Linked DNA regions of Homo sapiens: region 2 is linked to region 1. Evidence: chromatin contacts called from ENCODE Hi-C or POLR2A ChIA-PET data. All regions are on one chromosome and are shown on one strand. Each heading gives the region's core, a stretch centred on a gene start or an enhancer-like site at or near the end of the contact. The rest is flanking DNA. Distances are from core to core; before and after follow the strand shown. Region 1 holds the start of SUMO1 (small ubiquitin like modifier 1). Region 2 holds the start of CREB1 (cAMP responsive element binding protein 1).

Region 1 (4,125 bases), core at 755-3,254:
GGCCAGCCTGGTCTCCAACTCCTGATCTCAAGTGATCTGCCCGTCTTGGCCTCCCAAAGTGCTGGGATTACAGGTGTGAAGCACCACGCCTGATTGTTTTTTTTTTTTGAGACAAGGTCTTACTCTGTTGCCCAGGCTGGAGTGGAGTGGGATGATCTTGGCACACTGCAACATGTTGCCCAGGCTGGTCTTGAACTCCTGGGCTCAAGAGATCTGCCCACCTGGGCCTCCCAAAGTGCTGGGATTACAGGTGTGAGCCACGGTGCCCGGCCTCCTTGTGTGTGTGTTTTTTGGTTTTTTTTTTTGAGATGGTGACCAAAAAAACACAACAACAAACAACAAACAAAAAACAAAACGAAGTCATTCTTTTGCATGTGAATGTCCAGCAGTGGTAGTACCAACTGTTGAAAAGACTGTTCTTTCACCATTGATTTGTCTTGGTGTTTTTGTTGATGTAAATGTGAGGGTTATTGATTTATTTCAGGATTCTCAATTCTATTTGTTTATATTCTTATCCTCCATGAGTATGCCCGTAGGGCCACTGTGTATGCCAGTAGGGCCATTGTGTTTTACAGAAGAAATCTAAGAAGAATCATTCTTTTTTTTTTTTCCATTAAAAGTCATGTTTACTAATCTAGCACCACAATTCGTCTTAGAACCTCCCATGCAGTTGGAAAGGGAATATGGGAAGAGGTGAGTATGTTGGAAATGTAGGGTAGTTCTCAAATTGAGGCCCCATTTTGCTTGCTCTAAAGCCAAAAACACAGGGTCTAGCAAAGAGGAGCCCAGAGGCTGGAGATGAAAACAAAAGCTTTTGGTTCAGATGGTAAAGGAGGCCCTCAAGAGCAGTAGAATCAGTATATCCCGAAGGCAGTGCTGGAGGCATTCTCATGAAGTAGGGGGTTTCTTCTTGGCATCCAAGTCCTTTTTAATTTCTTCAAGTTTTTTAGCCAGGTTTGGTATGTCATAGTTCTGAGCCAGATACATTCCAACCACGTTGCCCAATGTAAATCCAAGCAGGAATTGGAGCATGATGTTGGTGGGGAGGGCGAGGAGGGCGCAAAGGGCTGCTGCAGCTCTGCAGGCCGGTCAGAGCCTGCTTCCCCATGCGAGGGGAGCGGAATCGCCCCCCCCGCCACCTTTTTTTTTTTGAGAGGGAGTTTCACTCTTGTCGCCCAGGCTGCAGTGCAATGGCGCGGATCTCGGCTCACTGCAACCTCCGCCTCCCGGGTTCAAGCGATTCTCCAGCCTCAGCCTCCCTAGTAGCTGGGATTATAGGCGCCAGCCACCACGCCCGGCTAATTTTTGTTATTTTTAGTAGAGACGTGGTTTCACCGTGTTGGCCAGGCTGGTCTCGAACTCCTGATCTCAGGTGATCCGCCCGCCTCGGCCTCCCAAAGTGCTGGGATTATAGGCGTGAGCCACAGCGCCCTGCCAAGAAGAATCATTCTTTAACCTTAACTCAAAGCAACCAATTCAAGGGTTGGAATTACTCACTCCCCATTTAGAACTTTCAGCAGCGGTCTTTAGCATCAGTAGCCGTCAAGATTGTGTTGGGTCGTTGCTTTCTTGTTGTTTTAAATCACGGTCATGTGTTTGGCAAGGGTGCTGGTTAACCGAAAATGTTGGTTCTAGAGCTAGAAGTACTGGCATTCAAATAAACATATTTGGGGGTTGGGGGTTGATGAGCAAGGCTGGGAGGAGACAAAAGAAGTATCTCGGCTCAGTCGTCAGAGACGCGCAAGGTGTAACGGAGAGAGCAATCTAGGTTGTGAGAGTGGCTCCAAACATTGAGACATGGAGCCAGGACCTTTGCTCCTGGGGGATGGCCCTAGTACTGATGCGCAGGACCTGGTCCTTGAAGGAGCTGACAAAACTGCCGTTCACCCGCGCGACCACCGGCAAAGCAGCTCCACAGCCTGCCCCTCCCCTTGGCTGCTCCCCCACCCATTTCCCGCCTTGTCTTTCCTCTCTTCTCTCTCTCCCTCCTCCCTGCGCGAAGCGGAAGTGACGCGAGGCGTAGCGGAAGTTACTGCAGCCGCGGTGTTGTGCTGTGGGGAAGGGAGAAGGATTTGTAAACCCCGGAGCGAGGTTCTGCTTACCCGAGGCCGCTGCTGTGCGGAGACCCCCGGGTGAAGCCACCGTCATCATGTCTGACCAGGTACCGGGCTGGGAGCCATCCAACGGCGGTGGCCAGGGCCTTCCCTGCAGGTCTGCCTGCCGCTAGGCTGGGGTCGGGGATGGAGGCGCGGGGGAGGGGAGCGCGGAATGGGGGAGGGGGCGGCCGGTGGGGACTAGGCAGGCGAGGGAGAGGAGCCGACTACGGCCGGAGGTGCCGGGGCCTGCTGCGGGGCTCCCGGAGCCGCCCGCCCCTCTCCGGGCTCGCTCATCACCCCCGTACCCCACCGCCTTTGGTGGCGGCCTCCCTCATGTCGTCCCACTTCTTTCTCCCGGGTCGACTAGGTGCAGAGCCCCGCTTCCACCTCCCTGGGAGGGTCTCTGGAGAACCCGTCCGTCTCCTTCCAGAGGACTAATCGCAGAAGCAGGGCCCTAGGCCTTAGTTATGTAACGGGAGAGAATCCCTGACTGGGAGGCTCCGTGGCCCTGAGAAGCGGCTGGACTCTCCACTTTTTGCTTCTTCGTCGGGAGGGCGTGGGGCGGCGAGGGAGGGAGACGTCCGATGTTGTTGGGAATCCTGCCTCCGTTCGGATTGGAGCTAGGGCAAGGATGCCGCTGCTCTCCTCTGAGTCTTTTTCCGTGTGGGGGTGCAGAGCTGTCGCCTCTTTACTGTACTTTCCCGTTTCTTACTCGGGATTGGTTCATCCTAGCTCTCCAGTTGTAAGAGAGCATTCATAATAACCAAGAAAGAAAATAGAACTAAACTGCTAGAGCAACAAAAAGCATCTCACCTGGGCATTAACCTGAGGAAGTCTCATATTTTTGAGGAAAAGCATAGGAAAACTTTGTGTATGTAGAGTCGTTGCAGAATATTTGCAGAAAGTTGCCTGGTAAGGCAAAGTGCTCCAGCTCACTGTTAGTATCAATAATTTACTTGGGATTTGCACTTAATCAGGAGTGATCGATTTCCCCTTTTCTTCCTCATCCTGTTCTAATTAAACAACTTTATGGCTAGTTTTTAATTCATAAAGTTTTTGTCTGGTCTTTTGTTTGCTCAGACGACTTTGACTTTTTTTTTTTTTTGAGACGGAGTCTCGCTGTGTCGCCAGGCTGGAGTGCAGTGGTGCGATCTCCACTCACTGCACCCTCCCGCCTCCTGGGTTCAAGCAATTTTCGGGCCTCAGCCTCCCGAGTAGCTGGGATTACAGGCACTCACCACCAGGCACTCACCACCACACCTAGCTAATTTTTGTATTTTTAGTAGAGACGGGGTTTCACCATATTGGCCAGGCTGGTCTCGATCTCCTTACCTCGTGATCCGCCCACCTCGGCCTCCCAAAGTGCTGGGATTACGGGCGTGAGCCACCGCGCCCAGCCGACTTTGACTTTTTACATTATTTTTGGACTTTTACTCATTTAATGGTAGTTATTCAGAAAACTATTTTTCATTCAACTCCACGATGTACTTGAACTTTTAAATTTAACACACCTATTCCCTTGGCTTTTAACCCAGTTTTGTACCATTTCGTGAGAGCAAGTGAGGTTTTTGCAGATTGGTACTATTGTACAAAATGTACACTTAACATTTTAAAGCTTAACCATAATCTAGATGAATTTTGGATGGATCTACTTACTAATAATCTAGATTAATTCCCAAGTGGGCATTGTGTTTCCCTAGGTAGTTGTTTACTTGGTTACTAGGAAGAAAAGTATAGGCGTAAATGCTTAGTTTCGTCAGCCTTTTATTTTGTTTCCCAGAAGCGTCTAGGAAGCATTTTGAAATTTATTGTAGACTGATGGAAGAGCAACATAAAGAAATAATTATAAAATGTAGAATTTATTGCTCCATTTTGAAGTCAGGTTATTTAAGAGATACATAAAGAAATGAAGGACCTAGGATACAAATAGATTCTTTTATTTCATGTTCATACTAGGACATTATTTGTCTTTTTCACTGTCATTCTTTCATGAGTGTTCAATGGACGTTTCTAGAAACTAACATGACTT
Region 2 (3,856 bases), core at 42-2,541, 5.3 Mb before region 1:
AGATCCAGATGACCCAAACGCGGTTGGCAAGGTTGCACCCCGCGAAATGATGTAAAACAAGAGTACATCGGCTGATACTCGTTCCAACGAAGTGTTTCAGAATGATAGATCTCAAGTGATGATTACCTTATTAAAAAGGGTTAAAACCGAAACTGTTTTCAAACACCAGCTTCCCTTTTATAAGATCCCAACAGTTTAAAAAGTTATTATAAATGTTTTTCTTAGCACCCTTTCTCCCAAAAAGCATGCATTTCCATGACTGACTTTAAAAAAAAAAAAAAAGCAAAGGGGTGAGGGAGTCAAAAATTCCCCCCAAAAGCACAAGCTCTCATCTCTCAACTAAGCAACACAGGGCAGAAAGCAGCATTTCCTCAACGGTGTAGGAGCGGGGGGGAAAGGGCACGAATAAAATACAGCACGAGAGGAAACCTTGGGTTTCGAACTTTATTGCACAAAGAGTGGAGAGAAGAGTAGGTCAGACGTTGCAGCTCTTCCCCTTGCGAAGCGGGCATGGCAGGCACCGAAGCCACCGGGAAGGCAGCAGGCACCTTCACCTCCTCTGCCCTCAACTGTCGCCTTCTTCCTCCTCCATCCCCCACCGGCACCTAGGCGGCGGCTGCCCCGGAGGCCCGGCCGGGTCGGGCCGGGGGCGAGGCGGGCGGCGGGGGCCGGACGAGCGAGCGGCGCGGGGGGCAGCGCCGGGCCGAGCGGGCGGCCTCCCCCGGGGCGGCTCCGGGTTCCCGGCTCCGCGCCCGGCCCGGCGGCGGCGGCGGGAACGCGGGCGCCAGCTCGCCGCGGCCGGCCGCCCGCACACACCCCCGGCCGCCGGCTCCCACCCCGCCCGCCGCCCGCCGCCCGCCGCCCCCCGCCATGAGCGCCGCCGCTGGCTGCAGGCAGAGTCGCTGCCGCCCCGGCCGCCGCTGGCTCCAGTCCGCCGCCATTATTCTTTGTTCGCTGCGAGCGGCGGCGATGTTGTGGGGCTCGGGCGGAGGCTCCATCTTTACCGCGGCCCCTCCTGCGAGGGGAAGGCCCCAAGCGCGGGTGTCCGGCGCCTCCCCGTCCCCCCTCCGTCCCCCCGGCTCTCTCTGGCTCCTGCCTCCTCCTCCTGCTCCTCTTACCGGTGGTACAAGCTCCTCCGTCACTGCTTTCGTTCACGGCCCGGATCTCGCTGGAGTTTTATTCTCTCCCCCACGTAACACACCGCGTCAAACTACACCTCCGCCGCGTCACTCACCAACACTCCGCTTCTCCCAGCCGCCCGGGCCACAGGCAGCAGCAGCCGCCGCCGACTGAGGAGCCGCAGCCAGGGAGCCAGCCAGCGCCGCCCAGTGCCGAGTGCGCAGCGGCCGCGCACGGAAACAGCCGAGCTAGGCCCGGAGCAGCTCGAGCGGCCCCGCCCCCGCGCTGGGGACGGAACTTGCCGAAGACCTTCGGGTTTCTTCGGGCGACGAGAAGGGGTTCCGCGGGGAGAGGGAAGGCGAAGGCGGGCTGAGCCCGGCGCCGGGAGGAGTGGTCTAAACTCCACCGCGGCTTTCGCATCGGTAAAGCCGGCAGCGGAAATTTGAAGGAGGAAGCGGGGTTTGTGTGTGGCCCAGTGGGGGAATTCCCGAGGGGTGTCGGCGACTTGGTGGAAACCCCCGCTCAGGCCTGCCCCTGCGGCGGTGAGCGGCGGGCTAGAAGGCGGCTGCGGCTGCCCTGGCTCTGCTCTTGACCGCCGCCAGCCCCGGGAACTTTCCGACGCCGCCGGGAGACGGGGGACGGGCAGCCCGGGCTGGGACGCGGCCGGACCGCTGGAGCCGTGCGGGCTGGGGAAGAAGGTCTGCTGCGCCTCTGCCAACGTCCCGGGGCCTGGGACCCGGGGGCGTCGTGGGACCCCCGTGGGGACGGGTTTTCCTTTCCGAGACTCCGCGGAGAAACCTGGCGGCCGCCAGCGGAGCATGCTTTTCCGGGGGGCGCTGGCCCCGATACTGTGGCACCTTGCGGGGCTCTGCCCGGACCATGGCTGACGTCGACGGCCCTCGGAGGCCTCCAAGCCACACAACCTGCCCGGACCCCTGGAAATATGCCCCATCCTACCTCCCCGCCTTTCTCCAGACAACATCCTGTGTCGCTTTCTTTCCTCAGCCTGTTTTCTACAGCAGGGATTCGCACCCACTGCACCCTAAACCCAGCAGGGGGACTTCCGTGGCTGGAAACTACTGAATTGTTCTTTCAGAGGTCTCTCAGGACGGCACCACTAGGTCCCCATTCTCCTTGATAGTGAACTCTGCAGCCCTCTCCTTGGGGTTTCAAGTCTTTTTTTTTTTTTTTTTTTTTTTAATGAGACGGAGTCTAGCCCTTGTCGCCCAGGCTGGAGTGCAGTGGCACGATCTCGGCTCACTGCAACCTCCGCCTCCCGGTTTCGAGCGATTCTCCTGCCTCAGCCTCCCTAGTAGCTGGGATTACAGGCACCTGCCACCACACCTGGCTAATTTTTGTGTTGTTAGTAGAGACGGGGTTTCACCATGTTGGCCAGGCTGGTATGGAACTCCTGACCTCAGGTAATCCACCCGCCTCGGCCTCCTAAAGTGGTGGGGTTACACGTATGAGCCACCGCGCCCGGCCTCAAGTCTTAATCATTCTTTTTCTGTCCTTTAAAGGAGACGTGTCTTTAGGAAGCAGAGAGGGTTCGATTCTGGACTCCGCCCATGACTCACTTCTCTTGTAAAGAAAGAGTTGTCCTTCCTGGTACTCCAGGTACCCTACTGTTTTCTTATGGACTTTGCCCTTAACGAGTCTCCTTTCCTTCTGTTACTCTCAACCTTTCCTTCTCTACCGGCTCTTTCTTACTGGTATTTAAACATGCTTAAGTCTTTCAATTCTTTAAAAAGATTTCTCTTCTCCCTAAATTGCTCTCCAACAACTGCAGCTGTCTCTTACCCCATGGACAGTCTTTCATGTCCCACCTCCCAGCCCTCTCCAGTGTCCCCACCGCTCACCTGAAGTGGCTCTGAATTGTCCACAGACAAGCTTCATGACTGTAAATGCAGCGGATCATTTTCAGTCCTCATTTTACAAGCCCTCATCCCAGTATTTGACGCGATTGACCACAGTTGCTTCCAAATACCCTCTTCCCTCTGGTCTTATGTCCCAGGTTTCCTCCCTACCTGAGTTTGCTCTTTAACAACCAGCTCCTCCTTGATCTACCTCTTACACATTGGAATCATGCTGAGCTGAACCCTGGCCCTCTTACTGAGTCTCCCCATACACTTTCCTAGGTGGTCTTATGCTCTCCCAGCAGCATCAAATACCCTCTGTCAAAGACTCTTCAATCCATAACTCAAGCCTAGATCTTGCTCTGGAATCCTACATTCATAGTTCCCAGCATACTGCCTTTGGTACACTTTCATTTGGATGACTTAGGGCATTTCAAACTCAACCCGTATATCATAATTCCTTCAAAACGCTCCTCCCATAGTCCCTGGTTCAGTAAAGGGTATCTTAACATCTACCCAGTTCATGCCAGAAACCTAGCACACCTCCAACACACAGCAGAATCACCTACATCTGTCTGCTCCCTGGAAAATTGGATTTGTGACCTCTCTCTGTTCCCATGACCATTTTTTCATTCCCATTCTAGTCTAAACCACTGTTGCCTCTTGCTTGAAGTCCCACAGTAACCCATTCAGGTCCTCCAAAACTGCTCTTGCCTCGTTCCAATACATTTGCCATACTGCTGCCAGAGTAATTTTTTAAATATAAATCTGATCATTGACCTGCTTAAATTCCTCCAGTGGTCTCCCTTTGCTTACCACACATTGTCTAAGCTCCATTATCTGTACTTGTCTTTCTCTCCAGCCTCTCCATCTGTCCCCCT

The links. A loop is a pair of places that touch in the nucleus more often than their neighbours do. ChIA-PET counts read pairs that join two places held with the same protein, here RNA polymerase II (POLR2A). Pooled maps may share reads with other maps.
Region 2: a pooled map shows a loop between it and region 1 (14-fold over the local background). The contact joins the promoter of CREB1 here to the promoter of SUMO1 in region 1. A Hi-C loop is called at or near these places in 4 of 50 pooled maps. POLR2A ChIA-PET finds 5 or more read pairs at or near these places in 2 of 52 experiments (activated CD4-positive, alpha-beta memory T cell and activated CD8-positive, alpha-beta memory T cell).

What each region holds. Positions count from the first base shown.
Region 1 is chr2:202,236,476-202,240,600 of GRCh38, reverse strand. It overlaps SUMO1 (small ubiquitin like modifier 1), which reads left to right and starts at 2,004. Exons shown (of 5, transcript NM_003352.8): 1 at 2,004-2,161. The coding sequence starts at 2,150. It also overlaps the pseudogene STMP1P1. RefSeq lists a silencer at 2,350-2,539.
Region 2 is chr2:207,527,397-207,531,252 of GRCh38, reverse strand. It overlaps CREB1 (cAMP responsive element binding protein 1), which reads right to left and starts at 1,291. Exons shown (of 8, transcript NM_004379.5): 1 at 1,119-1,291. It overlaps LOC124907970 (a long non-coding RNA gene), which reads left to right and starts at 1,656. Exons shown (of 3, transcript XR_007088060.1): 1 at 1,656-1,817; 2 at 2,640-2,736. RefSeq lists silencers at 1-152, 863-912, 943-1,072, 1,743-1,922 and enhancers at 1,163-1,262, 1,523-1,722.